6 separate regions of the Mus musculus genome follow, and regions 1, 2, 3, 4 and 6 are each linked to region 5. Evidence: chromatin loops called from intact Hi-C (ENCODE). Cell type or tissue: left cerebral cortex. All regions are shown on one strand.

What was found. Hi-C counts contacts between places; a loop is a spot of excess contacts. Peaks named below come from ENCODE experiments on the same cell type or tissue, not always from the same donor. Only the 100,000 strongest peaks of a DNase experiment are listed, where the experiment ranks them.
Region 1: it touches region 5 in a loop (2.1-fold over the local background); 2 of 42 quality-filtered maps call a loop at or near these places.
Region 2: a loop joins it to region 5, with 2.5 times the contacts of the local background. A loop is called at or near these places in 2 of 42 quality-filtered maps.
Region 3: it touches region 5 in a loop (2.0-fold over the local background); 2 of 42 quality-filtered maps call a loop at or near these places.
Region 4: it touches region 5 in a loop (2.2-fold over the local background); 2 of 42 quality-filtered maps call a loop at or near these places.
Region 6: a loop joins it to region 5, with 7 times the contacts of the local background. A loop is called at or near these places in 3 of 42 quality-filtered maps.

What each region holds. Positions count from the first base shown.
Region 1 is chr7:57,789,131-57,794,130 of GRCm38, reverse strand. Gabrb3 (gamma-aminobutyric acid (GABA) A receptor, subunit beta 3) reads right to left here. Exons shown (of 9, transcript NM_008071.3): 6 at 1,502-1,639. Among named protein-coding and RNA genes, the nearest start is that of Gabrb3, 200 kb to the right of the region's middle. In left cerebral cortex, a CTCF peak has its summit at 3,018; a DNase peak (open chromatin) is centred at 3,943.
Region 2 is chr7:57,824,404-57,829,403 of GRCm38, reverse strand. Gabrb3 (gamma-aminobutyric acid (GABA) A receptor, subunit beta 3) reads right to left here. Exons shown (of 9, transcript NM_008071.3): 9 at 602-4,986. The coding sequence ends at 4,645. Among named protein-coding and RNA genes, the nearest start is that of Gm23911, 180 kb to the left of the region's middle. In left cerebral cortex, no CTCF peak of the experiment used is centred here; a DNase peak (open chromatin) is centred at 3,113.
Region 3 is chr7:57,803,487-57,808,486 of GRCm38, reverse strand. All of the region lies in intron 6 of Gabrb3 (gamma-aminobutyric acid (GABA) A receptor, subunit beta 3), which reads right to left. Among named protein-coding and RNA genes, the nearest start is that of Gm23911, 200 kb to the left of the region's middle. In left cerebral cortex, no CTCF peak of the experiment used is centred here; a DNase peak (open chromatin) is centred at 1,892.
Region 4 is chr7:57,643,489-57,648,488 of GRCm38, reverse strand. The region is part of intron 3 of Gabrb3 (gamma-aminobutyric acid (GABA) A receptor, subunit beta 3); the gene reads right to left. Among named protein-coding and RNA genes, the nearest start is that of Gabrb3, 55 kb to the right of the region's middle. In left cerebral cortex, no CTCF peak of the experiment used is centred here; DNase peaks (open chromatin) are centred at 924 and 2,899; H3K27ac peaks cover 770 bases.
Region 5 is chr7:57,588,013-57,593,012 of GRCm38, reverse strand. Gabrb3 (gamma-aminobutyric acid (GABA) A receptor, subunit beta 3) reads right to left here and starts at 1,840. Exons shown (of 9, transcript NM_008071.3): 1 at 1,658-1,840; 2 at 1,441-1,532; 3 at 1,175-1,242. The coding sequence starts at 1,737. It also overlaps a transcript of Gabra5 not described here. In left cerebral cortex, a CTCF peak has its summit at 1,953; DNase peaks (open chromatin) are centred at 1,919, 2,226, 2,396, 2,984 and 1 more place; H3K4me3 peaks cover 3,060 bases; H3K27ac peaks cover 2,406 bases.
Region 6 is chr7:58,395,601-58,400,600 of GRCm38, reverse strand. n-TEttc7 (a tRNA gene) reads right to left here and starts at 1,286; the gene lies at 1,215-1,286. In left cerebral cortex, no CTCF peak of the experiment used is centred here; DNase peaks (open chromatin) are centred at 1,349, 1,814 and 2,227; H3K4me3 peaks cover 2,093 bases; H3K27ac peaks cover 2,177 bases.

The DNA.
Region 1 (5,000 bases), 200 kb before region 5:
AGTCTTCGGTTAACAGGTTTTGGTCACAAAGGCAACTTTGTTGACAAATGCAGACATGGGCAGGATCTCTCTGCTGTGGAAATACTACCAGCATACTTTGAGCAGACCCTTTGCATATAAGGCTTGGGGCAAAGAAAGGATGACATCTCAATTTTATACATAATAAATGAACCATTTTCTTCAATGCATCAGAGTAGTTTTCCTGATTGTGCACACATGATCCTAAGCCTTAGATCTTGATTTTTCTCACACCCCACACAAAGTATATCTGCACAGATCTGCAGACCACAGTTCATCGATACTGCATGCAGACAAAACTGACTTAAAATTTCAAGCTTCTGTCTCCACTAACATTGGCTCGTAGAAGACAGGTTGGAGAGGGGAGATACAGGTAAAATCTTTGAGTCATTGTGCAGGTACTCAATGACTAATGCTCCAATCTCAGGCAGGAAGTAAGCCGGGGGGAGAGCTGCACATGCTGCGAATAGGACCAGTCCCTCTTGGGGATATGCATTCTTGATATCAAGGGAAGCATAAGCTGTGGGTGGAAATGGAAGTGGATTGTGAAGGTATACAGCAACAACATAACCCAGCCAGGATAGCTGTGGCAGTAGGAACAGGGCAGAGTGCCTCCTAGAAAAAAGCAGCATGAAGGTGAAATGAAGCAGACCTAGGAAGCAGAAGAGACAACAGTCACCCACAGGTACTACGCAGATGGCAAAGGGCCAGTTTCCTTAATGCCATCACACCCTGAGACTGATTTATAGCTGTTGGTGTTTGTTTAAATGTACAGACATTTCTGCTTTCCTTTAGCATTTTTAACACTGTTTGTGCACATGGCTATTCTCTAGTTTGGAAAACACTTCGATTTATCATCTGAATTATCATGCAGAGCATGTGCCAAGAATGAAAAGCAACTGAGATATCACCCCAGACATCAAATATGTGTGACAGAAATGTAATCAAATCTCAGCAGGCACAGACAGAGAGCAGAAGATATCTTCTCTGTTTCTGGGTAGCTGGATAACAATGGTGGTGAAGCTCAGGCCATGGCAACCTTAACCAGACAGCATTCAGAGAAGACCATGTTGGGTGCGGAGAGCAGCATGGACCACTGTTGTCCTGGATCACCAAAGCTAAACTAAGCCCAGGAAGTAAAAAAGGTGGCAGCTTTTAGGGGAACATCTATCATTCCTGCCCTTATTAGCTCCAAGGCCATCCAGTCTCTTCTCTAACCAAGGATGGACTATTGTGTATGATATTAAGTAGGAATCAGCTACTTTCTCATCCACTGTCTTATCTTCCACAGCATACACTGGGGAGTGTCTCATTATCAGGTGGTCTAATCTTATCATAGGTACAAATGCTTTTTACATACACACTGCATGTGATGGTCAATTTCTGACAATACGTGGAAGCCAGCCAACATGCACTTCACTATGAGACCATACTGTCAATGCATCGAGCATCTTAAAAGGACTAAAAGTGGACACAGGATCACCTGTGGCGAAGACAACATTCCTGGAGACCAGACGGTGCTCTACAATGGAGAACTGTGGGAGCTCGATCCTTTCCACGCCAGTGACAGCCTTGTCCCCGCCACGCCAGTAAAATTCAATGTCATCCGTAGTGTAGCCATCTACCAGGAGAGAGAAGCAGGAACATGGTGGATAGGAGGCACTGTGACTAAATTGCAATGTATAGCCCAAGAAATTATTTTTGTTGAAGGGAAGTAATGGCTCTATTAGATTTAAAGAATTCAATGTGCACGTCTGTAAGGAATGAAAATAAAGTAGCTTTCAGGTGTCTCTGTGTTACCTCAGCAGTGTGCTTTGTGCCAGGATGGTCCTGAAAGGCAGAGAACTGGAGCTGTGGGAGATGAGAGCTTGGACCAGAGTGACATTATAAACAATCATGCGTGAGGATTTCCATACAATTTTTATTTTCTAGATATTTTCTTTATTTACATTTCAAATGCTATCCTGAAAGTTTCCTATATCCTCCCCCTGCCCTGCTCTCCTACCTACCCACTCCCACTTCTTGGCTCTGGTGTTCTATACTGGAGCATATAAAGTTTGCAATACCAAGGGGCCTCTCTTCTCAATGGTGGCTGACTAGGCCATCTTCTGCTACATATGCAGCTAGAGGCATGAGCTCTGGGGTTACTGGTTAGTTCATATTGTTGTTCCACCTATAGGTTTGCAGACCCCTTCAGGTCCTTGGGTACTTTCTCTAGCTGCTCCATTGGGGGCCCTGTGTTCCATCCTATAGATGACTGTGAGCATCCACTTTTCCACACATCTTTGCAGCACGAGTATGATGCCAGGGTAAAGAAAGTATGGAGATTAAGAAATAGCTATAGAGAGTAAGGGCCAGCTTTCCCCATCAGAGTCTAGTGGCAAGAGTTCTTTTAAAGTGCCTGCCTATTTTAGAAACGCCCTTTGCTGGGAGACTCCTGGCCCAAATACACTGGCATAGGTATCCTCACAAAGAGAGTGAGAATGAGAGAATCAATGAGAAACAAAGCACTGTCTTATCTCGCCACCCAGGAGTCACCCAGAAGATCACAACAGATTGTCCATTTATTTCCAGCTCTCTTTGTATTTTTTTTTATTTTTTTTTTGTTTCTATTCTTCCCCTCTTCTTTTGTCACTCCTCCCTTCTTCCTTTACTTCTTCCTCTATCCTCCCTTTCTCCCTTTCAACCTTCTCTCTACCCTGACTTCTTCCCCATTCCTCCCCTTACTTCCTTTCTTCCGTGTCTCCTTGATTCTCCCTTGAGTCAGATCTCATGACTGAACACCAGATGACCTATACCATCTGCTAAGTGCTGGGATCACAGACCATCAGATCCAATTCAATTTTTCAATTACATCAATAAGATAGAAATCTGATTTAAAACCTATCATTGCAATGCAATAGAATTTTGTACTTGAACACATACAAAACAAATGTATCCAGTGCTTTCATGGCCCAGGACGTTAGTTTCTGCAATGTTCTGTCCCTAGAGCAATCTGCTGTGCTTTGGATAAACCACAGGGTGGCATCTCCCATTTAGCACAGTGTGGCATCTCCCATTTAGCACCTCTTTCTGTCCTCCTGACCTGACAATCCCTTCCCTAATAAAATACTCACCTGATTACATCACTCCTTTATATAAAGCCCTCAACGGCTTTCTACTCAATGGAAAAATAAGCTCAAACTTCTCACAAAGACCTCAGGAACTTACAAGAGGAACTCCAATGTGATGTTCCTCTCTCTCCCATTATCAGGCCAGGTCTGCATCTCTCTTACTCCTCAGAGCAGCTCCTGTGCCTAGACAAGCTGTGTCCTCTGCAGGAATCCTTTTCAGGTGTTCAAATAGCCCATCCTCCTCTAGGTCACAAGGTTTACTGAAAGCTTCCTGCAGAAGTTTTCCATGAGATCCCATCTCCTGCCCAACCCCACAATCACCCTAATTTTTTGTCTTTTCAAAACACTTAATGCTTATTCTGCCTGTTTCACATTCCTCTAGATCATGTACTTTAGGTTGGAAAGCATTTTGCCTCTGTGCTATATGCCCCTGTACTTATGACAGTTCATGCACAGAGACAGAGTGCAGCTCTATGGTAGAGTGCTTGTTTCACACATTTGAAGCCCTGGATTTAATCCCAGAAACAGAAAACAAAATCAAAGCTAAACATCAATGCTGGCATACAGGAACCCTGCAAAGTAGGTGAGGGATGATAAATTAATGGATCAACAAATTTATACTCAGCTGGAAAACAAAGATGCCACTTTTCCACTCTACTCCCAGTGCATAGAAGTCAGCAGAAAGGAATTCTCTGCTTGTCCTCATACACTTTCAGCCTGGAATTCTGCAGGACAAGTCATCCCTTACCCAAGAAATCTCTTTTGCCCAACAGCTGCTAGATTCAGGTCACACTGCAATAATGAGTGTGTGTGCAGAGGTGTGTGCAGGCAGTTGGAGATGAAGCTGCTTCCTAAAGGAAAGCTTGCATTCACTTCCTAAAATGTCCATAGTCTCAGCAGAGCCATGGCCTCTATCCAAACAGAAGACATTAGACGTCCTAGGTTAATCCTAGGAACTGTAGGGATCACCATCTTTCCTCTGAGCCTTTTAAAGCTCCATGGCCAGTGTCCTCAAAAGCTCCAATTTTGCATCATTGGATGTGACTTTACATTCCTTATCTCTGAATTCACAGATGTCAGGAAGCATGGGCATCATTATAGCAAAGGGAACAGTGTGGTCAGCTGTGGCCCCAACTCTGTACTCCCTCATGCTACTTAAGCTTCATACACCCCCAACCACAAATACTTCTTCTAGTAACACCAAAAAAGCAAATTCACTTAACCACCCAAATCTCAGTAGAACACCAGTTGAGATTAAAAATAAACCAGGCTGCCATAGACTCAGTACAAACACTTGTTGAAACTAGTAATGAGGCAGTGTGTGACAGGTCAGGATCAATAGGCGGCACTGTTCAGGTGGCAGGAGGCACATCTTCTTGTTAGATGTTAGCAATGCAGCTTCAATTCTCCCGTAGAAGTACACAGCACTGAATTATCAATAAGGCATCTGAACACTCCTAAATTGGAGAAAATTGCCAAGATGCAGAAATGGCCAGCTTGTAAGGCTACGATTCTGATGGGAAATGAGTTTCACTCCAACTGCCAAGGGTCTCAGCAGTCCAGCCACTCAAGCATGATGAAGCAGATTGTAAGAAAATTGCATCTCAGTGTTTGCTCTGTTCTTGCTGAATGGTTTGAGATGGAGGACATTTGTTTTCTTCTATTTCAGCACAGAAAACAGGCTATCTAATCAGATTAGAATAAAGTACTCTTTTATACTGAGTTATATACACACAGACATACACACACTACTGTCTTTCAATCGTTTTGCTTCTCTCTCTCTCTCTCTCTCTCTCTCTCTCTCTCTCTCTCTGAGTGTGTGTGTGTGTTCACAGTAACATTGGAAAGAGTTAATTCTCTAATACTTTA
Region 2 (5,000 bases), 240 kb before region 5:
ACCAGGACACTGCATCAAATGTCCCTCATATTTTTCCCAACTACTTTACTCCCAGTTGCTATGCATGAGTGTACACCCACTGAGCTGATCAGCCCCACCTTGCTAAGAGCATTATGAGACCCCTGGGATCTTTGAGAGCAGTACATGTCTCTTGATAACCTGTCTGCATGGAGATGCCCATAGTTTGCATGCATTCATTCATTTGCTCACTCAGTTGTTCAGTCCATGATATCATCTCACTTTCACACTAGAAAGGCAACAAGAGATTGTTCCATAGCTTTTAATATAAAAATGTGTAGGCCCTAAAACACTAGAATAGATTATATCTGTATGATTAGTTGTTTTCTGAAGTTCCAAGCTAAATTGTGACTTTTCTTTATTACTAGAAACTGAACCTAGATCCTTACATAAAATTACATAAATCTTGATTTTTCCTTTTTCAAAAGAAACAATTTAACTCTTCTCTTAAGCGGTCAACTTGGGGCTCCAAATTCATTTTCCTTTCACATAACCTAAATGGACATGTGTACTTAAACAAGGTTGGATTAAAAAAGTATTCATTAACAGATGGAAAGGAAGAGAAAAAAAATCAGTCTTCACATTTATCAGTTAGTCCTTTTTTAATAAATTTGAATTCATTCAACAAGTTTCATATTGTATCTGTCACTCAATTTTGCTGTTTTTTTTTTCATGTCAAATAATACCAAAAAATTACATCAATGTGCTTAAGCAAAACCGGGTTTAAGTTTAATCTTTACAATGAAATGAAATCGACGGGAATACCAATCAGGACAGCAACCGCCTATTCCTACGAGAACAATCCTGTACTTACCTTGAACACATCTACTGACTTGGGAAGTAGAAAAATGAGTCACGAATGACATGTTTGTGGGCCGTCCCTAGGAGAGCTATGGTGCATGAGCCACTCTGGGAGGTCACTTACAAGGTGAGGGGGATTTAGTCATTCAGGAAAACATGGCACCTTTCAATGCAGTAGAAGAGGTAATCAGTCCAAGGTACACTCACCAGTGTCCTGGGAAATTTACTCCACCAGGGCAGTTCTTTGCCCAAAGAGTCAATGTTACTGTGATGGAAAGTTCACACTGACATGAAGTCAGAGTTCATTCCAAAAGTAACAAAATATTTTACCATTGGTTCAGTTGGCTTACAGAAAATGGCCAGAAATATGAACTCTTTTTATTTTTAGGTGGAGGGTTAAAATATGAATTATAGTAGGCTTATGCTTTTAAGCAAGGAGATTCAACAATGGACACATCTTTTCAGAATGTGTTTCCGTGGTTCAAACACCTACAGCTACAATGTGCCTGACCCCTCTGAGATGATCTCATTGGTGAAATTGTCAACTCCGTGTTTCAAAACAAGAGAACTGCTTTTGATGGGAACAACTGAAGATGTCCCCGTGTTGGCATCAAAACACACAATACTGCAGATGGACATGTCACTTAAAGCCTAGTGGGAACATTATTATGATATACTCTTTAGTTCATTTGAGATTCAGGGGCAGTGAGGGTGTCACGGCATTGGCAACACAACCACTCAACTGTCCCGGGATTGGTGAGCAGGAGTGACTTTCATTCAATTAAAGATAATTCCACTCTGGTGAGTCTTTTTTCTGCTGGGACTGATAGAGAAGGGCTACTGAATTGTCACAGACATATCTGGAAATGACTAATAAAGGGCTGTCATCAAGGCGTCAACACCATGGGCCCTCTGCGAAGCATTTCGTTTTGGAAAGACAGTACTATTGAGAAAACTAAAGGTTTATTGAATTGGTGAGAAGCTAAAATTTTCTGTTCTTAAGAGCTCTGGACATGGGTAACAGCCACCTCCATTCAGAGGTCCTGGTGGAATCCCTCTGTACCCTCACTTACTGACTCAAATGGCTGCTGTAAAGTTACTAGAGGCTACTTTCCTAGATAGGGATCAGAACCCACTCTTCTGCTAACACAGCCAGACTTCTCTTCTCAACACTTCTCCTAGCTTTAAAAAATAGAGAAGCCATAACATAAGTTATTAGAAGAAAAATATTTTTCTTCTGAAATGGAATAAAGCAAACACATACCCAAGGATCTTAGAAAGGATTTTTTTTTTACAGAATACATGTATGTATTTGTGTATGTGTGTGTATGTGTATGTATGTATGTATGTATGTATGTATGTGTGTGTAATTACAAATATTACTTAGAGTCTAGCTACTATGGTAACTTCATTACAGTGTCTATAAAGTTGTGGATCCCAGTCTTGGTGCCAAATGCATATAAAAAGCTCAAAAGCTATTATGACTATACCATGCAAATTTTTATCCAGAGATTCCCCGGGAGTGCACTGCTGCTCTTCTGAGCCCTGCGGGGTCTCTGCCTTGATATGTGGGTATCTCAACTATGCATCAAAAAAGCTCTGAGTCACTTCCCCAGAAAAACAAGTCACAGTTCTGAGTATAATAAATTATCAGCCAGTGACTGTTTCTGCCACACTGCTTGCATTTTGGAGTTCCTTGTCTACCTGTGGCACTTACACCTTGAGTTACAGGATACAGAGAGAGATACCTGAATTATTGAAAGGGATAAGGTCTTTGCAAACATTTGTATTCTTTTAACATGTTACAATGATAAGGCCACTTACAGAATTTTTTTTTAAATCTAACTTTTTGTCTCCTCCCACTGTTACCCATGGGGGGAAAAAAACTCCAGAGAAAAGCCAAATGGCAAAATTCACAGGCTCATCTCCAGATAGAAAATAAAACAAAGGAGCAGTGATGTAAAGAAGACTTAGCAGATAAGAATGGGGGAGGCAAAGGGTATAAAAATCAGTAACTGTCCCTCACACGGATTTTGTGGATTTAGGTTTTATTTAATATTAGGTTTTGAACAGTCAGACTCCCACATATTAGAGATTGCAATGGCCACCGAAAAATCAAGTAGTGTCAGTCCATGGTGACTGTCCACATGCCTCCTGGGGAGGGTGGTGGTGCTGCCTGCCTATGTGGAAAAACGATGGCGCCAGACTTGAAGGTGCCGCGTGTGTGGGATTTGGGGGTTATTAATTTAGCAGTTCTTTACTGCTTGTCGTTTTTTATCCTGTCTTCCAAATGCTTCGCTGTGACACCCGTTTACATAACTGCAGTCGGTTTATGGATGCCTGTGATAGAAATAGTTTACAAAAAATATATCATCTTTGTTTTTCTTTAGAAAGAGCTCATCTAAATACTAAGTTAAGGTTGCATCTATGAAACCGGTGCACCTTGTCTTGTTTCTACGAGCTTTAAAAAGTCCAAATCCTGATGAGGCTGTGGATCAGAAGGAACCAAAAGAGACTATTTGTGTCAGGTTGCTCTCCTTGCCTCAGAAACGGTCATGGGTTGTTGTGTGGTGTGTAGACTGGAAGTGTTCCTGCAGAATTCTAGTCAGTCTAGGAGGAGCTGGGTGTGCTTATGAGATATGTCAGTACATAAATAAAGGCTGTGAAGATTTTTAAGTTTCCAAAAGTGAACAGTAGAAACATTTTAGATTCAATCCTAACTTCTAGATAACAGAAAATAGTTACATCACAGAATGAAAAATATGACGTTGCATGCTGCCATGATAGCAAGCAGAAGAAACAAAATCTTGGTAATATATGTAGGTATGCATATTATGCAAATATATTTATATTAACATACAATGTTATAAGAATGGTAACATAACTGCAAGGGGGAAACCACTCTAGATGGTTTTACCTTAGAGTAACAAAGAACCTGAGACGTCTATGCTTCCAGTTAAATAGCAGACCTAGAAATCTGGATGAGATGTGGAGCACACTTCTAGCGATTGAATGTCATTATCAAAATGTGCCACTGTGTTCCCACATGACAGTTAAGCTGGACCCACTTAATGTTAACAGAAATCTCCCATGTATATGGGATGGTGGAGTACTTAAAACGGGACACCGTTTATTCCCAGTGAGTTTTTCAAGATGACTATTCAGACACCAGCGTAGGAGCTACCTACCAGTAAGAGTCAGGTAAGTGCACTGCCAGTGACTCATCTCATATGCTAACCCACTACAGAAAAACACACCTGATGAAACAAGCCCATCACAGAGAAGCCAACAAGCCTCGGTTGCAAACTGAGAGGGTATGAGGTGTACAACTACGGCTGTGGGAGTTCCCAAAGATTAACTAAGAATTCCTTTTGGATTTTTAAGCGAAAATATCTAACTTATGATAATAAAAGACACACTTTGGGATGACTGTGTTTCACGCCCTCATTCTTGAGGCATAATATTTAGATACTTGTCCCTTTCAATTAAAAAAAGAAAGAAAAAGCTATGAGTTTCTTTAATATGCATCCTGTGTTAAATTGTCCATAGTTGCAAAATGTATGGTATGTATGCGTATTTGTTTTATGTACACAGATACTCTTATCTGTGTCCTTGAACATATACACATACATTCTCATATACACGTGTATTTTATATATATGCTGAGAAAGTTCACATATATATACACAATTGTGTGTGTGTCCGTGTGTGTGTGTGTGCGTATGTGTGTGTGTGTTTGTATGTGTACTGGTATAAAAACTTGACAGGCAGGGTAATATTTCACTCAGTGTTAAATGAAGTCTTTGAAAAATCAAGTACAGTCACTCAGTTAACATAGTACAGCCAGTAAACTAAATTGAAGAGAGAAAAGGTGAATGGAAACACGATGCGGGACCATCTGTCTATGGCATTCACATCGGTTAGATCAGGGATTTTGATTTTGAGCTGTGAAGACCTCCTCCGTAGGTGGGTCTTCTTGTGCGGGATGCTTCTGTCTCCCATGTACCGCCCATGCCCTTCCTTGGGCATGCTCTGTTTCCTATACTGGATTCCTGAGTTGTCAAAGGATATTGCTGAATTCCTGGTGTCACCAACGCTGCCTGCAACCTCATTCATTTCATTGTGAACATCCATCGGTGCTAATAGGATATTCCCGTGAGCATCCACCTAATGGGAAGAAA
Region 3 (5,000 bases), 220 kb before region 5:
GCCTCTACATGAGCGTGTCAGTGTCCAGTCAAGGATATTGTCACTGTCTCCATATTTGTCTATTACTTCCTGACTGCAGATTCATAGCCACTGTCTTTAGGAGATTCCCTTCCCCTGGCTATAATGCAAGTTCTTGACCCAATTCAATTTACATGAATCCTTATTATATGTTCCGTCCACATGTCAGTGATGATCTTCCTGAATTGTCCTTGTTAAAATATAATTACCCATATTGACCAAAATTAGATCTCTGTTGGCAGGCATACGTTCTCCAAGATGCTCGTCAAGCAAGGAAATTGCAACGCTGAGCAAAAGCCTGCATTACAACCCAGGATCCATGCACCCACATACAGATGGGTAAAAAAACAAACAAACAAAAAAAAAAACAAAAAAAAAAAACATTTCGTTCATTCTCTGGACTCTGTAATTGAGTTTAATATACAAAGCATTCAATAGCTTCACTGTGTCTCAGTTTGAAATCACATGACCTCCATAAGATCTTAATGAGGTCATTTCAATGTTGACACTTAGATGGTGATTTGATGTCAGTGTCTGATCATGACATCTATACATTGCTTTCCTTTTTTCCTATATTGTAGGTGAATTAGCCTTTGTTTCAGTCAGCACATGGCAGTGACAAACACCCCAAATCCCAGTAGTTTATAGCAATGAGATCTTTTTAGTGCTTTCTGTGCAAAAATTGTGGGATGCTATGATGAGGTGCCACATATACTTACCACCTGTTTCACTGGCCACGCCTCATTGTCAACCTTTACATCATGAGAGTGAGAATGTTTAGTCCTCTTCCAGGAAAGAGCAAGAAGTATTTTTAAGTGCAATGAAATTTACCACATTTCTCAAATTTGATTTTCCCCATCAGATTTCTTAACATTTTCTAAAGTACAACTTAAAACAAAACAAAACAAAACAAAAACAATACAAACTCAAGCTAACACACAGGAAGTGTAAAACCACTGAAATTGTTTGAAAATCCGCCCTCAGCCAGCATGAGAGATTACAGAATGACAGAACCAAGTTCTCCAAGATCACCAGAAACTTTTAGGAAGACAATATTAATCCTGTTTAAAAAACACATCAATATTTAGAAATTTGCCAAGACACAGAATTTATAATTAAGATGATCTATTTTTGTAATATATCTATCTAGCAAATACATTCTGTTTTGAAAAAGAACACAATTTTTCAAAAGCCATTTTAGCATTTAGTCAGGTGTGAGAAGTGAGCAGAGAATAGTAGAAGCATGAAGAAAGCAATCTCCAAGGACTCCTGACTCAGTCTCTGACAAAGGCAGCCTAGGCAAGTCCGAGCAAGACTGGGCAATACTAGAAACATACTCCATTAGACATGGTCAGGAGCGAGATTTAGTGATTTGTGTTTCCCACACAATGAAATCAAATATGCATGAATGACTACGTTTCTTTGGATAAGGAAAAAAGAAGACGCTAGGAATAAGATTCCTGGATACTAGTAAACTTAAGAATTCTGAGAGATAACAGCTATTCCAAGTAAATAGTAGCCTTCTGCTAGTACATATGCATCTTATAGAGTATAAAGGTCCTCATCTAACTCTGACAGACCATGGCATGATATTGACAGGGCTAAACTCCCTATAACATGCTGTATCTGTGGGGGAATTAACAAGGAGTCATAGCCAATGGCTAATAATTTAAAAATAAAAAGCATTGAGTACCCTTCAAAACAGCACAAGAACCTCCAAGATGACAACAGAAATGCAGATCTCTGGTCTGGAGCCTGTGTGCCAATGCAGATACAGGCAGGTCCTCAGTAGATGCTGAGTCAACAGGCAGAGGTGCAGTCTCTGCACAGCATAATGTTCCGAGTCAGGGCTTGCTTGGCAAAAGTATCCAGCAAAGATGATGATCTCAACCCTTTTTCCCTGGAGGCATTGAGAGCCATGCCAAAACCAGGCTCTGGACCTCCGATTCTCCTAAATTTACACCACTCTCTAGGCATCAATATTTTTGAAGATCTCATTAAAAATGCGCACATACACTGTCAAGCTAGTGTTGTAGATGGATAGCAGCCACTCCAGTGTATCTGTAGAATAACAAGATAATATTTCTGTAGCTGATGTGGAGTGATCCAGGCACTTATACCTCTTCCTTTTCCAGGCAGCTGCTAAAGGTCTCTCATCACTGCCTTCTGGAAAGAGCACCAGGGCTATTTTTGGGTCCTTTGTCACACTATCTTATTCACTTGTAATTTACCTTTGACTTTGTAATATAGCCCCACGTTAAAAATTCTGTGATTTTTAGTACAATATGCATACCTGAAGTTCCAGCACTCAGCAGGAGGTCGAAGGTCAACCTAAACTTAACACAATCACAACTTACAAAAAAGGAAGGAGGGGAAAGGGTGACTAATTTCCTTCTCTCATTCCTAGTCACTTCAATATATGCTGATAAAGATCTATGAAAGAGAGGAAAGGAAATGTGTGAAATGGAAGAGAGAGAAAAGGGAAACAGAACTCAAGTTGAAAATGTACCTCGAGCAGACTGAATGTCCTTGTAGTCTTACAGAGTAAAGGTGTGCTTTGGCTAGCTTCCTAGTTTACTCGGATTATTCCTGCTTATGCTGTCCAATCTCATAGGCCCTCTGTTTCCGTAAGCACAATATCAAGACATTAATACTACTACAAATAGAAGAAAATGTGATGTTATAATTCATTAAAATAAAAAACCATTATGGTGGAAATGATTACCACCTAGGAAGTAAAAATATAAGCCTAAGGATAGAAACAAATATTTATAAGGCATATATTTGATATCCAGAACATATGAAGGATGCCTACTCCTCCTCAAAAATATCCCAGACAAATAACCAAATAAAAAGTTGGGGGGAGGTTTAAAATAGACGTTTTTCTAAAGAAAGTGGACACAGGGAAGAGATTCTCAGCTAGATTTTTCATCAGAAAAACGTAAGTCAAATGCACAATAAGAAACCACTTCATTACTACTAGGAGAGTTATAGTCAAACGACAGTGTAGACTGGGTACGGTATGAAGAAATTAGATTTTGTACATGTTGCGGGTGTCAGTATAAAATACCTGGATCACTTCAGAAAACGGTTTGAAAGTTTTAAAGCATCACACCAACTAATAAACATGTGAATTCACTGTTTGACACAATAAAAATATGTCTATGCATTATCAAATTAAAATCACAGTGTAAGGCATGGGATACCTCCTTACATGTTTTTGGTCAGGGAGGTCTCCAAAACAACTATTGCCTTTAGTTACCCAGCATAACTACATCATAAGAACTATGACTAAGGAAATTAAACACTTTGGTGACAGGACACAGAGAAATCAATTTCAAGTCTATTGAGAAATGTCCTCTCTTGTGTTCATAGCGTCAGAAGATGCTGGGCAGGCTGAAAAAAAAAATTCTTGGTCTTAGCCAGCACTGGCTACAATCATGGAATACATGCTACAATGCTCACCTGCTTGGAACAGTCTTCCCATTGGTGTTGTAGCAGCACAGCTATTATTGGGTAAATAACTGCTTTCTGTTTTCATTATGCTTATACCTATAAACTTGGTTGGCAGCAATCAATACAGAGATGAAAAACTGATCAAAGTGCTGAAAGAAGAGACTGAGGGCTCAGCCCTAGATGTGATACCTCCATTAATCCCAACACCACTAAAACTCAAGAGTTGCCAAAGAAGGGACAGGAGGAAAAGGAAGAGCTGGAGGGTTGGAGGAGTGCTGTGGAATGATGCATTCTGGACTGGTGTGCATGGTTATCATATTAATAAACTCACAGAAGCTGTGGTCATATAAAAGACCTACATAAGACTATGGCAGTTAAAATCCCAGTATAGATGGTATGGGTGATCTAAAGGCTGCATCCCTTAGTAAAGAACTATTGACAGGTGGTAACAACTAAATAGAATCATTATTTTGTGATATGGTCACTGATAACTTTTTCATGCTCCAGTGTGTGGCTTCAAACCTATACACACCCTGGCAGTACTAATTAGACTTAGTGAGTAATGAAAAATAAAAAATATATTAAGCTGTATGAGAGACATTTTGGAGGAAGTACAATGGGTACTAGAGGGGGAGAAGGGTCAATGTTATCATATTTCATTATGTACATGTCAGAAATCATCAAATAAAAATTATTTAAAAATAAATTATCATATTGCAGTAAATGAATGTAAATGAATAAATAGAAAAAAATGTCCACAGCAAAACATGTACACAAATGTTGATATCAATCTCATTCTAAATAGCCCCCAGGTGGAAATAACTAAAATTAATTGGTCAATGGATGAGAAGTACCAAGTCTATTCATAAAATAGGATAGTATTCAGCAGTAAAATGTAATAAAAAATGAGATACAGTGCACCATGCGTGCCAAAGAAAGCTTAGTTGAAAACAGCCACTTGTAAAGAACTCTATTGTGTGACTCCATTTACACTAAGTGCATGGAATAAGCACACACAGAGAAAAGGGAAGTAGGTTAGTGACTGGGCCTGGGAAAATTACTGCCCAAAACTACATGGTTTCACTGAGGCGTAGTAAAATTTAAACTTGATTGTGTTCAAGGATTCAAAAGCCTACAGATACATAAAATACCACTGAATTGTAGACTTTTAATGGGTGAATTATATTGTATATGAATATCTCAATAAATCAACTGATAAAAAGGAGAAAATCTGCTATGTGTCTACTACTGGGAATTACATGCCTTAACTGATAGCAATATATTATATTGCCAATAAATACATATTCTTTTTTTCCTTACTTTTCTTTTTGTAATCAAAGTGCTCTTATCATTGAGAATGTTTAGACATAATTGTTAGAGTCTGAAAGGTAACCCCAGTAGATGCATGTAGATAAATACTCTTATAAGGATATAGGGTAATGAGTTTTTGAAAACCTCTGGCTTCTACAGTGAGACATATGTCAGGACCTCCTGAAGGCAAGTGATTTCACAGCAGCACACTCAGA
Region 4 (5,000 bases), 55 kb before region 5:
TGTTCATTTGGTACAAATCTATTACTCAAAAATGACTGTAGCTGGTCTTCCATGCAAGTCCTGTCAACTGTGTGCAGGTGATATGGGAGATGGGAAAGTGAAGAGAAAGCAAAGGCTGGGCACCGTTCCCAAGCACTGACCTTGGGAAGGCAGGGCAGAGGCTCCTTGCTTTTAGAGCATCACAGATTGCTTAACAGTAGAGTAGACCCATGAGCTAGAGCACAGCTGAATAAGCAGGCAGGGAAGCAGTGCCATGTAAGTTGCAGAGAAAGTTGGCAGCAGGATACAGAGTTCAGAAACACCACAGACTACCAACCAGGACCCATCGCGGCAGGTGGAGGTCATTGCCAGAGCGAAGATGGGGTGAGGAGTCCTTTGAATTGAGGAAGAGTGTGTTCAGTTTTGACAGTGCTCAGCGTGGTACAGCAGAGAGAAGAGAATAACTAGAGTTGAGCTGCATTTGTAGAAACAAGGAAGTGGCCAGAGGACAGCGAGGGGAAGAACACAGTGAAACCTTTTTGATGCTTTCTTGTGTGGCTGTGCAGAGTCCAGGCACAGAGAGGACTATAGCACTCTGAGCAAAACAGGCTGGGAAGGGAGTGAGGAGGCCTAACGGAGGGAGGATACAAAGGTCTGAGCAGCAATGCTAGTACACAAATCACTAAGTCACTATGAGAAATTGGGCATCTCTGCTAGCCTTCAGTGAAGCACTCTTCAGGGCTGTGGCAGGAGAGATGGTCCAAAAAATGATCATGGCATGAAGGATAAAGGAAGGCTCAGTAATGTAACTGCTGTCAGGGATACCGAGCAGCTACTGGCCATCTCAGGGATGGGGCTGGTTTGAGTGGTGTTTGTTAGCAAGAGACAGAATGAGCATCTAGGGAAGATGATCATACTGTTTCTACCCATGAAGTGGGTAGGAAGAGGAGGATGTCCTGCTCTAACTTGAGCGCTGACTGTGTGGGCTCAGATGCAGTGGCAAGCTATCCAGCATCCACTCAAGAGCCCTTCACACCAGCAAAGATGCTGCAACTACAGCAGTGTCCTAAACAGGAGAGAAGGCACAGGAGCCTGGATCAAAGAGGGCTGTTGCAGGGAGAGAGAATGGGAAATGGAAAGAACCTTCTAGTATTCATCTTACTGTGGAGGGGCTGAGATTATTGACACGGGCACTGTGGCCCAGAAGGAAACTCTAACACATGCAAGTGGCAGGTACAATGATAATAATTGTCGACTTATTCTTCCGTTCCAACACCCAGAAAGCTCAGCAAAGGAAGATGTGTGGGATATCTTCAGCAATTTTCTTAATCACTGCAGCATGCTGCTTCTCTTCTACAGAGAGCTCTAAAGTAACCTCAACCTTTAGAGATGCTATGAGGAAGAAGGAGCAAACCATGTAGAAGCCTCAGTATGATGACTAATATATGATATATACCTGAAGTCTCAGAATGATGAGTAATATATGATATATACCTAGCACTGCCAAATACCTTGCACTAGTATCATTTTCACCTACTTTTCAAATAGTCTTGGCTCAGAAATATTTGGTAAAGTGTTCAGGGACAAATATAAAATCCACATAAAATTCTGTTTTTAAATGATTTTAAGAAAAAAAGAAAAACACTCATTACGTGCCTCAAGATGATAAAATACTTCTCAAAAAGGGAGCCGGTGAAAATGCACTTATCTGTACAATAGCCACATAGAAAAGTGAAGTGCCTAATAGCTGGATGGGATGGCCTGTGAGGACCCAGGTGAAGCGACTCAGAAGTCACACAGGTGAGCTGGAGAAAAAATGCCAATGTTCTCCCAGATCAGCAAGCTTCCAGTATCTTCCATTCAGAGAGCACAGGAAGGATAAATGGTGGAAGTCAGGAGCTAGCTATTAAAGAAGCCAGAAAAATCTAGGAGAAGCATTAAAGGGTATGGCTTGAAGCCACTGTTTCTGTGGCAAAGTCAACTATGCGTCTGTAAGCTTCTCAGATACATCTCTAAGATCTGTAAAGGGGACAGAATGATAGGATGCTTTGCAGGAAATGTTTCTTCTTGAAGCTGTCTGTAGGATATGCTACATTCCTGAAGATCTCAACCATGTAATATGACTTGAATAGACACACCCAATTGTGACCATAAGTCCTTGAGTGGCAAATCAGGAACTAGATGCATATGGCTAGATGCAGCTGGTGTTTTATGGTAAACACATCATAAAATAAGGGCCCCTTATTAACATTATTCTCTTACCAATACTGATCTAACAGAAAATTCTCCTGAGATAAGGACAGAAATAGAAATGTACTATAGCTATCAGTATTCACATGGGGTTAGAATTAGATGATGTGATTCCCTTATGATAAACAGGTTATTCCAGTGTGCTTATGTTGAAAGACCTTCGTTACCATATGTGAAATGGTGTCTTTGCTAATAAACATTAAAATGTCCTCTGCCTAGCATTTGGGTGTTCCTTATGCAACTTCAGCATTCTGCAGACTACTTTGAAAGTTATAGTCCTGATACACGTTCCAGACACAAATCCCCAGATGCACTGTGAACAGGCCATAAGAACAAAAGCCACTGTGGAGGCTGGTTTTCAGTTGAATGACAAGCTGAGCCTACAGGAATTCCCATACCTCCTAATCAAATATATGCAACCTAGGCTCCACATCCACAGATCAATATTATAACTCATGGGAAGGAAACAGGAAAGCCTCATCTTCACATTGCTAAGACAGTGATTGATTTTTTTTCTCCTAAAGGCGCAGAGGGTACAAACTGCAAAAACAGCTTCTAGCAACTCAATGCAACTTGCTCACCACCTTCCCACTGAGCCAAGTTGTGTGTAAAGGCTGCACTATCCAAAAGCAGGAAATCCACCCTCAGTGCTGAGGAAAGGGTGTCTATCAAAGCAGGTACAATAAGGATCTGCATGTTGCTTGCTGAGGAGGGTGCATTCAAGTTCATGCTCACTAAGAGTGTCAAAAGCTATGGAAAACTGTCACCTATGTCTTCCTACTGCAGTGCAGCATGACTGTCCTCTTGCTCTGGTCCATGCATGGCCATGTGGCACATAGCAACAATTCAGTCCATCTCACGTACAATCGTGGCTTTTCAGATAGCACACCCTACAGAGTCACAGCAGTGTATTCACACAAGAACAGAATCATCTAATAGCAAATTTCTCACAACTTACCACGCCAGTAAATGGGATACCATGATAACTTATCCTCATAGCTGCCTTGGAAAATACATGCCTAGACATCTTTGAAATTGTCCACAGTCTCCAAATGATTAAGTTCAAATCTTACCTCTGCTCTTCTAGCCGTGAAACCTGCCAACAGATCTTGCTGCTTGGCCTCTTGTCACAGCTTGTCTTACAAATCAACTTACAAATCTCAAATCTCTTCTCCCCTACGCCCCGTAGGGCCTCCATTCTTTCCCACTACCACCTTTGTCTCCTTAAATGACACAACTCTTAGTATCATCTTTGTGTCCATTCAGCTCTAGACAAACATGAAGCTTTCAGTTCTGATAGTATCACTGCTAAGCTTTTTGTTTGCTTGCTTGCTTGTTTGTTTGTTTGTTTGTTTGAAGACAGTGTTTCTCTGTGTAGCCCTGGCTGTCTTGGAACTCACTATGTAGAGCAGGTTAGCCTTGAATTCAAGAGATATCCCTGCCTCTACTTCTTGAGACCTGGAATGAAAGGCATGTGCCACCAATGCCCAAGCCTTCTGAGCTTCTAATCCTGAAAGACCTCAAAGGCCATATGGATATGGGGCTAACCTCATACCCTAGCACTTTAGGCACTCCTTTGTTACCCTATCAGGCAGGCTGTGGATTACAGCAGATATTGTCAGAGCTGGCTTTCTGTTTCTATGACTGAACATAATGGACCAGGCAGGTGATAAAATAGAAAGGTTTATTCAGCTCATGGTTCTATAGGATAGAATTTAAAAAGCATGCCACTTGGATTTTGCTCAGTGACTGGTAGGGCCTTCGTGACTCATAAAAATATGAGGAAGGGCACCACATGTGAGTCAGGCTTGTAATCTCTGATACTTCAGTCTAATGCATTCTGAAACCCTACCCTTATGCCTTCATTGTTCCCAGTTGCCTCTCCAAAACATAACTTCTCAATATCATAAACTTAAAAAGTCAGGATTTAAGCATCCAACACATGACTACAAAATGTCATAACAAACTGCCCTCTGCCTCTGGTCTGAACAATTTCTACTTAGTAAGGCTCAGATCTGAAACTCTGCTGCTGTGGTGGTTGTTGTTGTTAAGACATCTCTCAGGACTGTTAATTAGACAAAGGATTGTCTTCTCCCACACCCGAAGATCTTTCTTTATCTCCCAGAATATATGTCAAGATTTCAAGCTGCTTCTTTGGTGTTTATTGCACTCCCTAGTTGTGAACTCGCCTGCTGTCTTGTCAGGCAGAGGCCTCTTGCAAGCACAATAGGTCTTCCTTTTCTGAGTTGGTATCCCATTAGTTCAGCAGACATATGTAATATTCTATAGGCACATCCAAGCATGCTAAAGGTAGACATTTCACAAGACTAAATGGGGTTGCCCATTAATCATTTTGAATGCTAAGTCCCCAATTACACAAACCTATGCATTTCTTCCAACCACACTGGAAAAAATGAAAGATCCCAAAATTGTCCCATAATAACCATCTATAGCAGTATTTCATTTAGTGATCTTTTCTGGAAGTTCTTAGTCCTATATATACCAAAACAAAACAAGATTGTGATGGTATTCCCTTGAAGACCTAGTCCTAGCAAAAAGCAAGAATGAGCAAAGGGAGCATCATGACAGCATCATGACAGCTTCAAAACAAAGCATGCTGACATTGCAAAATATGCGCAATGTGTTTTGTACTTACTGGTGCATTGATCCATGGATTGTCTTCAGCTGGTGGTAACAGTCTACCCTTCTTCCCTGATGGGAGTCTTTGAGTGTTTGTAGCTACTTTAAATTTCAGAACACCATTCGCCACC
Region 5 (5,000 bases):
TCCTATAAACCTCAAAATTTATTTATTTAAACATAAATCTTATAATGCTTAAAGAAAATTATTCTCATTTATTTGTACAAATTATAGCTCTATAATTTATAGAAAAGTTTCTCAAAATATTGTGCACAAAACACCTGTTTTAAAATAACTTGAGCTACTGTCCTTAAGTGTGAATACCCCGGCACTCCACTCTAGCTCATGTCTGTCAGAACTCCTTGGACTGAGTCACTGGAGAGTATGAGTTGAGAGCAAGTTTGCCCATGTGATTCCAATGTACATCACGTTAATAAGAAAAACATACAAACTCATATTCTCAGCATTGTTTGACCAAAAGAAAAGTTGCCAAATGATTGTTCTAGAAAAATATTGCTTCCAAACACCCATTCTTAGAATTTTTATAGTTCCACTTAACAGAAAAATGAAACCTGTTTCCTAAAGTCAAGGCATCACTTAGCTACTTATTTTCTGGCGCATTAAGGGGGGAGGGGGAGCACCGTCTCAGCCTGTAGGGCTACTGATCTCCTCTTTCCACATGTCAGAATATTGACTCTTGTCAGCACATACATAAACCCTGACACTGGAATGCCAATCTTCCAGAGCCCAGGCAAAGCCTCCCTCCAGAGCGCGGGTCAGGGATCCGTCAGCACCTAGGACAGCGCCCGGCGGAGGAAGCCGGGCCTCTAAACAGAGGCTGAGGCTGGGACACCCACCAAAGAAGCCTCTAGACACATACTACAACCACTTGCTCTTCTCTCCTGCGATCCGCAGCTCTTTCCAAATGACAACAAAGGAAATCCTAAGTACCTTTCACCTGGGGATGCAAGCCGCCCCCACACCCAGTCTCTCTTCACAGCGCTCAGCGCCTGTTGCTAAGGGAAGGGAGAAAGCACTCTGGAAGCCTCGCGACCAGGTGACAGCTCTCCTGAAATGCCTGGGTGCATCGGGTAGCGCTGAGGATCCGGACTCTGGGCCAGTCTAGGACCCCGCGACAGGCCCGGCGCCCACGAGCGTGCAGGGAACAGGGCGGGCAGGAGCCCAACGCCAGAGAGCGCGGCTTCCCCTGCGGGCCAGGAAGCCAAGGCCGGTTCGGGCCTCCAGCCCAACAGGGGAGATTTGTATGGGCCCAGGCGGCCGGATAGGGCCTGGGACAGCTTGGGGAAGCGCAGGCACTCACCATGTTGACTTCAGAAACCATGTCGATGCTGGCGATGTCGATGTTCATCCCCACGCAGACTGGGGGACCTGCGGGAAGCGCAGCACACCGTGATCAGCCAGGCTCCAGCAGGGGGTACGGGTGGCTCTGAGGATTGGGGGGTTCGCAAAGGACCACCCACCCCACCCCGCTGCAGCTCCGCGGAGGCCGCCCCCGCCTCCCTCTCCACCCAGACCGCCAACACGGTGGATCGCGCTTCCCGCAGCGGTCGCGCGCATCCCACTTACCCCCGAAGTCGGGTCTCAGGCGAATGTCGTAGCCTTTCAACAGCTTGTCGACCGTCTCCTTCACAAAGGACATGTTCCCGGGGTCGTTTACGCTGAAGGAGGGGCACATGGCACAGAGAACAGGGTCAGGCAGCGGCTCACCCGCCAGCGCCCGGCGCGCACACAGCGCGCCAGCTCGCGCCCGGCCCGCTTCCCGTCAACCCACCAGCGACCCTACCTCTGAGCGCAGCAAACCACCGCCACCAGCACCGGGGCCGAGAAGATGCCGAAAAGCCTTCCTCCCGCAAAGCCCCACATCCCTTCGCCGCGCCCCGGCACGGGGGAGGGGGCGCCCCGCCGCCGTCGCGACCCGCAGCCGGGGCTGCTGCTGCTGCTGCCGCCACCGCCGCCGCGCTGGCCCGGAGCGGAGGAGGCGGAGGGGGAGGGGGAGGAGAGCAGGGGGGAGGAGCGGGCCGGGAGGGAGGAGCCCTGGCGCGGGTGCGCTGGGCGGGCGGAGGCGGGGGCGGAGCCGGACAAGAACAGCACCCGCCCCCTATGGGTCCGCGGTCGCTCCGGGGCGCCGGCGCCCTCCCAAGCCGCGGCAGCGGCCGCACCGGACTCCCGGGGAAGGGCTTGCGTGCGGCCGCAGATCCGCGCTGGACACTGCGGGCGAGGGCCACGACTGCGTGGCGCCTTGCAGGGCGGGGGATGGGCCACGGAGCCAAGTCCTCAGAGCTTGCAACGGCCGGGCGAAGGATGGGGCCCGGAGTGCAACGCACCGGCACCAGGGACATAGGAAGTGCTCCACATCCCTCGCCCTATCCCACCCTCCACCTTCAACCCCCGCCCTGCTCAGCGGGAGAGCCAGTGGGCTTCACACCGAGCCTTGGCGCTCTGCCTGGTCCGGATCCAAGCTGCAGAGCTCTGAGGTAGCCTCATCCTCACCTGCTGGGCTCAGATCCTCGCGTCCCCAGGGTCCAGGAAAGCCAGATTGGCAGCAGCAGGGCCTGGAGCCCGGAGCACATGGCGCTGCTCCTCTAGCCTAACCTGAGTGGGAACTGCTCCACTCTACCGTCACTGAGCTAGGAACCAACGGCGACGTGGGGATCCCCGCCTCCCCCTACCCCGCCCCTACCCCCACCCGCGGGCTTTCCCGCCTGACCCATCTTCCAGCCCTTTGCATGGCGGCAAGATTATCTATTTATCAAATATGACTATGAAAAGCAGTCTCCTTAAGCTGTGCCTCTCCTGCAAAACCAAGTGAGTGCCGAATCCTTCCTGCTCACATAAACGCATTCATAATGAACCGCAAAGAGAAATCTTGTCGAAAAACTGCAATTCAAGCCACACTTAAGAGACCCTAGCTTGTCATTATGAAGATGAGAAATAATGTGCCTTTTCTGGTGCAGACCAGATACATCCACCCTTATTTGAAGGTAAATATCTTTGTTTTCCTTGTGACAGGACTCCATTCTTTAGTAGTCATTAGAAAACTGCTGGAATATTGGTCAAAAACAAGCACCAGTTGGTACACACTCTGATTTTATATCGCCACTGTTCACTCGCTAGTGCACATTCCACCTGTACATCACTAGAGTACACCCACTGGTGCTTGCCCCACCCGTGTGTCACTATTGTACACCTAAGGAGTGCCTACTCTCCTGTAGACACGGGTTGCCTGTTTTTCTATAGTTAAACCATGCGTCAAACAGGGAGCCCCACAAATCAGGTCTGTTTCTAATTTCTTTAGTTTAGGCGTCCAGGATGCGGTGAGTGCATAGTAATATATGACTATTTTCCAGTATTGGCTCGGTTTTTTTCTCCTATATCTTTTTTTTTTCTGTTACCAGATTAATGTAGGTAAATATCTAAATCTAGACTTTTATTCTCAAGCTGGCATTTTTTATGTGTGCATTAATTTTAAATATCTCTGCTTTTCTGAAAATCAGCAGTTTTATTTATAGAACTGTAGATGTGACTGCATTACCTGGAAGGTTCAGAGATAAATATAGCTCCCTAATTATTTTCTGGAAAAGTCTATTCATAAGTGCTTTGTATTCTGTGTCCTGATAGTGTGCACTAGAACTGTCTGCAAAGTGGCACCTTCATCGAGACACACATTTTTGGTTAACCAGTCTCCTGTTTGCATGTACTAACTTTAGGGATATATCCTGCTGGGAACCATCACTATGAAAAATAAATAATGATCAGAAGAGCACATGTGAACCAGCTAACGCCATTGCAGGGCCTTGTCTTCCTCCCTACTGGTTTAAATGTTCTATAGCTGGCAGAAGAGCATTACTAGTCATTGTGGTCCGCCTTCGATCTCGTTCCATCTCTTTCTGGGGTTGTCAGTCTCATAAATCACCAGCTGTTACCCTAGCACCTAACTCTTCAGCAGCTCTGATCAACCTTAGATGGGAGCAGGCTGTCAGTTTCCTATCTTGGCCATGTTCTCAACTGATGAGGAAAGAGTACAAAATACTTCCTGCTCCAAATGGCCCTACTCGAAAATCCAGCAAGTCAGTGGTCCTAGGATGGATCTTCGGCCAACTGAAAGAAGAGGCCAATATTGGCCACTTCTTATTGCCTCTTAAGAAGAGTGGCTCAGTCTCTCAAAGCAGATCCTATGAGCTATACCTCCCAGCTCCTCAGATGCAACTTGGCCTGGTGCTGGCAAATCCTCCTGTTCTCCCTTTCCAGGTCTCAATCCCTTTTCCTTCCACTCCTGTTTTCATGGCTGCTGCACAACTTAATACCGAAGTACCATTTACATTTTGCCTGGGGATATGTTTTCTGGATATCTGGGCTAAGTCTGGAACCACCTGGTAAATCATTAAAAATACCACTTTAAAATAAATCATCTTAAAAGAGGAAAAACTTTAAAAACACACACTCATGTAACCACTGCAATTCAAGTTACATGGGCCAAGGATGTGCTCACCCTCTTGGTCACTGCAGTAACTTCCTTCTGCTCTTGGCCCACTTTATAAGGTATGCCAAAAGGCTGGGTGAACACTGAGCACTACAGACCATGTCCTTCTCTGTTGCTGAAGTTCCTAAAACCAAGAATTTGTCACACCTTGATTAACTGGGTGATGATGTGTTGCCAATTCAGGAGGAACTGAGCCAATGTGTCATGAGTATTGGTCATTTTTCTAAGTCGTATAATATAAATCATTTAGGAAACAAAATGGGGAGCATCAGACTTAAGTGCAAAGGACTATGGGAGGCTTCAAAGAGCACAAACTGAAAGTAAGGAAACCAAATCAATTCACCTGTACTAATCACTTCCTTGCTCTATAGCTTATCTTCTTGTTTCTGGGTTGGAACAATGCTCATTCATGACAAAATATATTGTTTCTTATTCTTGTGTATTAATTGTACAAAATAGTGAGTTTCATGTTGGCATCATGTGACTTTTATTTAATCATGACCATTAAGACAATATGACTTTAGGAGTCCACATTGGGTAAATGTTCATGACAAGAAAAGGGGGGCAAATGGCAGTTTGTGCACAGCTAAGCAGCTTGAAGCAGGCTAGGATTCCTTGCTATCTAGATCCTCAGGTGGAGGGTTGG
Region 6 (5,000 bases), 810 kb before region 5:
GTGGATCTGGAAGGAGTTAGGGTGAGGAGTTAGGGCGAATATGACAAAAATACATTGCACGAAGTTCTTTGAGAATTAATAATATATTTTTTAAAAAAGAATTTGTCTAATGTCACATGATGTACAATTGCTAAAGCAATAATTTGCAAATTACTCGAATGATCTTTATAGGTATATTTTATGTGGACTTCTAAGCAAGCTGAAAATGTAGAATTAGTATCCAGTTAAAGGACGAAAGTACTATCTTTGTTTGATAATGTAACTTCTCCAAAAACTCTTATCTCTGCCATTCATGCTGTTGGTCTATGAATGGTCTGGAGTCTTCTTGGTCCAGATTTCTGTTTTATTATGCAGTGGTTCTCAACTTGTAGGTTGGGACCCATCTGGGGTTTGAACAGTCCTTTCACTGGGATCGCATATCAAATACCCTAATATCAGATATTAGCATTACAGTTCACAACAGTAGCAAAATTACAATTATGAGGTAGCAATGAAATAACTTTATGGTTGGGGGTTGCCACAACATGAAGAACTGTATTAAAGGGTCACAGTATTAGGACGATTGAGAACCACTGCATTAAGGCAAGCAACTGGAGCATGGTGCGGTTGGTTACAAGGTTTACCTAAGCTCTACGAATAGCACAGGGATTGGTTCAAACATTGAAACAATTGCACGTATGCACTAACACATGCAGGCTTGGGTTACCATGGCAAACACGCAAGTTGGATTTGTTTGCAGCATTGAAGATTTCAAGGTCTCCCACTTCTGAAAATATGGCTTTGCTTGGAAGCTTGAGCCTAACTAAAACTGTAATTCTACCCAGAGACTGCTTCCATGCCTGTTTCCTGTAAGTTATTAGGCAAAGTGTGAGGAGATGAATAAATGAATGTGGCCTCTCCAGTTGCCTTTTGTATTACTCTGCACTTGTCCATAAAGTTGTTTCTTCTGGGAGTTTGCTTTCTTAGTATCTCAGCCTTTGCGATTCCCCTTCACAAAGCTTCTTTCCAAAGAAAGCAGGGCTCCAACTGGGCAGGTCCTGAAAGGTGGTTCCTCTGTTCACTGATAGTGTTTCTAAGTTTTTCACTTCGTAACAACTGGCCATAGGGGACTAAGGACCAGGGAATTTTTCAGAATCTAACAGCTTGACCACTGTTTGTATGTCATACTGTGAAACGCTGAGCACGTCACAAGAAAAAAAAAAAAAAAGCTGCTGTTCCCACACCGGGAGTCGAACCCGGGCCGCCTGGGTGAAAACCAGGAATCCTAACCGCTAGACCATGTGGGAACTGACGAAAACAACTTCTAGTTTAAGTCTGTTGAATCATTCAAAGCTGCTTCCGTCTCTAGCGCCCCGCCCTGCGTTTCGGCAGGCTGTCTTTGCGCCTGCGCGGCAGTACTGAGTCCTCAGTCCCTGCAGTGCTGGAGGCATTGTCTCTGTACGCGCGGCTTTGCGGATCTTGGTGGCTCTGCTCTTTGGCGTTGCATACAGCTCACATCCAACCCTCAGACTTGCCTCTCTTTCTAAACCTCGGCTATACCCTCTGCAGTGCAGTAGGAGAAACAATAGTTTAATGGATCAGCACACTGGTGCTGAGAAAGGGTAGGTCAGGAGCCTTGTCCTCAGGGTTTGGTGCTGAGACTGTTAGACTGGCTTTTCCAAATACAGGTTAGATCGCCATTTTCACTGTTTGATTTTTCATTCATTGAGATTAAATGAAACTCTGAACTAAAATGAAATGAATGAAATCCCCAAATAAGGGCTGTTTTGCACAAAGGGCCTTTGAAGTTCTATTTTAAGATCTGACGTAGATCGCCTTATGTTATTGAAGGGAGGAGGGCATTTAATCTCTGACAATAATAGAATCTCAGATGTCTGCACCGTGAAAGAATCCATAATACTCGCAAGCATTGCTGGGAAGATGCCTCTATAAAGAAGTCAACAAGCAACAAAAGTACTGTAAAACGTTCATTATACACTTAGCATTACAAAGAGCATGAGCGGGGAGTGAGGAGGGCAGGAGTCAGAGGAAGGCTAAAAAGAGACAGTTCTTACTGGATACGGAGAAGGTACTGTTAATACCATAGAGTTACATTTTAATTGATTGATAAAACTAATTGGTTCTAGAATTCTGGGTTAATTTCTGAACCTGGGGATGCTAGATACACTCTACCACAAGTAATAGGCCCACACAACAATTTAAAACAGGCTAAAATACTCCTGTCAAGAAGAGCGACAGAGGATGGAAATATACAGCCTCCAGAAAAGGCATACACTTAACCCAGAGTTTTCAATTCAGCATTCCCTATGGAGACCTGTGGCAGTCACATTTAGGAAGGATTGTTGGGGAGTTGGGTGACTTCTGGTAGCAGCAAATAGTGAACAGGTATTTGGGAAGTCTGGGTCTTTGGCTTGCTTCTGTTTTTCAAAGACAGAATAAGGCCATTTATTTACCCTCCGCACAAATGAGTTAGAATGACATGCTTTTCCTGCCGTGCCTTGTAGTCACTGCGGAAAGCCAGCTACCATGCAGAGGTTTTCTTTCCCAGCTTTCATTTCTGCTAGGCTGTGAAAGGCTATGCGATAGGTTGGTGTAGACTCCAGACCGCCTGCTCAGGAAGGCAGTTGTATTGTTTCTTTCTCTGTTGGTCAACTGTCTGAACACAGTAGACTGAGGCCCAGGAGATCCCAGAAAGCACAAAACAGAGAGTGGGATTTTTCTGGAATCACAGTACCTAAGCAACGTGTGGTACTCAGTATGCTGGTGTAGTTGCAAATCAAGTTTTAGTGCATGAAATAATTGAAAATTTGGGCCTATTTGTTAATAATACTTCAATAGCTTCCTCTAATAAGGAAAATCATTATGAAAAGTAATAGAATTTTTTACTAGCTGGTGGACTTTTGGGTGAGGAGACTGAACATCGAGAAAGAAGACTTGAAAAATTAAGAACAAGGCAGTAATACCCTGTATTTCTAGTTTCCCTCCTTTATTGGATACTTGGATACTGGGAATGGGTTTTGTGTATGTGTGTGTGGGTAGTGGTATAGAGTTCATTATATAGCCTAGCCTGGTCTTCAACTCATAGTCTTCTTGCCTCAACCTCCTAAGTGAACTTTAACAATAGAATTTAGACCTAAGAAACATTTAGGTCTGAAAAAATGACCCGTACTTTTAAAGCCTAAACCTTAAACCCATCCACAGTATTTTTGTTTGCTTTGTTTTCCCCAAATCTTCTTGCTCATGGAGCTAGTAAAATTCCTGCAGGAGACTTTCCTGTGTTAAGCCCATGACACAAATGTATTGAAATACTATGAAAATAATAAAAATGTAGAAAACAGTGTTTTCATAGAGGAATGGGTTATTCCATGATGATGAACATTCTGAGTAAAACGGTCATGGAGAGCTACTGACTATGTAGGCTATATGTGCTGCACTGCCTTTTACTAGTGGAATCATCTGGAAGTGAGTAGAGAGAATGATGTGGAGAGTGCAGTGGCTCCAGCAGTTTGAGGCTTCCAAAGGTTCACTGTGATTGCCACAGTGCTGGTCCTGGGCTATTGGAAGATTGGGTCTTTGAGAAGTGGGGTCTAGAGAGAGGCCTGTACTGACTGTGTGTCAACTTGACACAAGCTGGAGTTATCACAGAAAAAGGAGCTCAGTTAAGGAGATGCCTTCATGAGATCCAGCTGTAAGGCATTTTCCCAATTAATGATCAAGGGGGAAGGGCCTATTGGGGATAGTGTCCTCCCTGGGCTGGTAGTCTTGGTTCTATAAAAAAGCAAGCTGGGCAAGTCAGGGGAAGCAAGCCAGTAAGTAACATCCCTCCATTGCCTCTGTATCAGCTCCTGCTTCCTGACCTACTTGAGTTCCAGTCCTGACTTCCTTTGGTGATAGACAGCAATATGGAAATGTAAGCTGAATAAACCCTTTCCTCCCCAACTTGCTCCTTGATCATGATGTTTGTGCAGGAATAGAAACCCTAAGACAAAGCCCTATGTTCTTATGAGTACCTTCAGAAAATAGTTCTCCTTCCCAAAATGGGCAGTTATGAAAGCTTCTTTAAACTTGTTGTTAAAGATGGAATCATTTGCTCACTCATGAGACCCTACAATCATGGGTTTTTTTGTTTGTTTGTTTGTTTTGTTTACTTGGTTTTTGTTTGTTTGGTTGGTTTTTTTGCCATGACATGATGACATCTGTGGAGCTGAAGCCAGGGCCATGACTTCTGCCTTCTGGATTACCCTTTCTTTATGAATTGCCTGCAAAAAGCATAGTTCATTATGGTAGTATGAAGATCACTAATATGTGTGTATAAGCATTCCCTGTGTTTTGGAGTCTAGTACCACTGACAGAAGTCCTCATTTTTGAAAGGTAACTATTCATCTGAATTTCCCTCAGTAATGAAGTACAGTTGCTGTGAGAGCATTGAGTCATGCTGACAGTGAGCTTGTAGTCTTATGCCTGAAGTGAAGGAGGCACTGACTCCACGCCAGCGGTTAGTGAGCACAGCTGTCCCTGAACGTTCTACCTAAGTCATCTGTTGTTTGTCTCCCTTAGCTACTGGGCAGGCGACAGGCAGACACAACACCTCTAGTTTTGGATATGTGGCTGATCTACTTTCCAGCTACTTTTGGAATAAGGATGTTACCTGTGTTGTGCTGTTGTTCATGAGTTGGGCCCTGTACTTTGTGAAGGTTCTTGCCCCAGAAAGCTAGACTGACTTGTTTATGTGTACACAGCCAACACTTGGGAGAGTGGCAGGGCAGATCCTGCGTTCTGTCTATTTGTGCTTCTTGCTTTCTCTTTGACATTCACTGGAATCCAGTGACCTGATCTTTTCATTGGTACTTATTTGATGACTCCCGAGGCTTATATTTCTCACCATTTCCACCATGAAAACATTAAACCCCTAAAACACAGCACAGTCACCCTCAAGGTAAAAGCCATAACTGATTTCCTACCTTGTCCATGCAAGAACACAGCACAGTATTCAGCACATG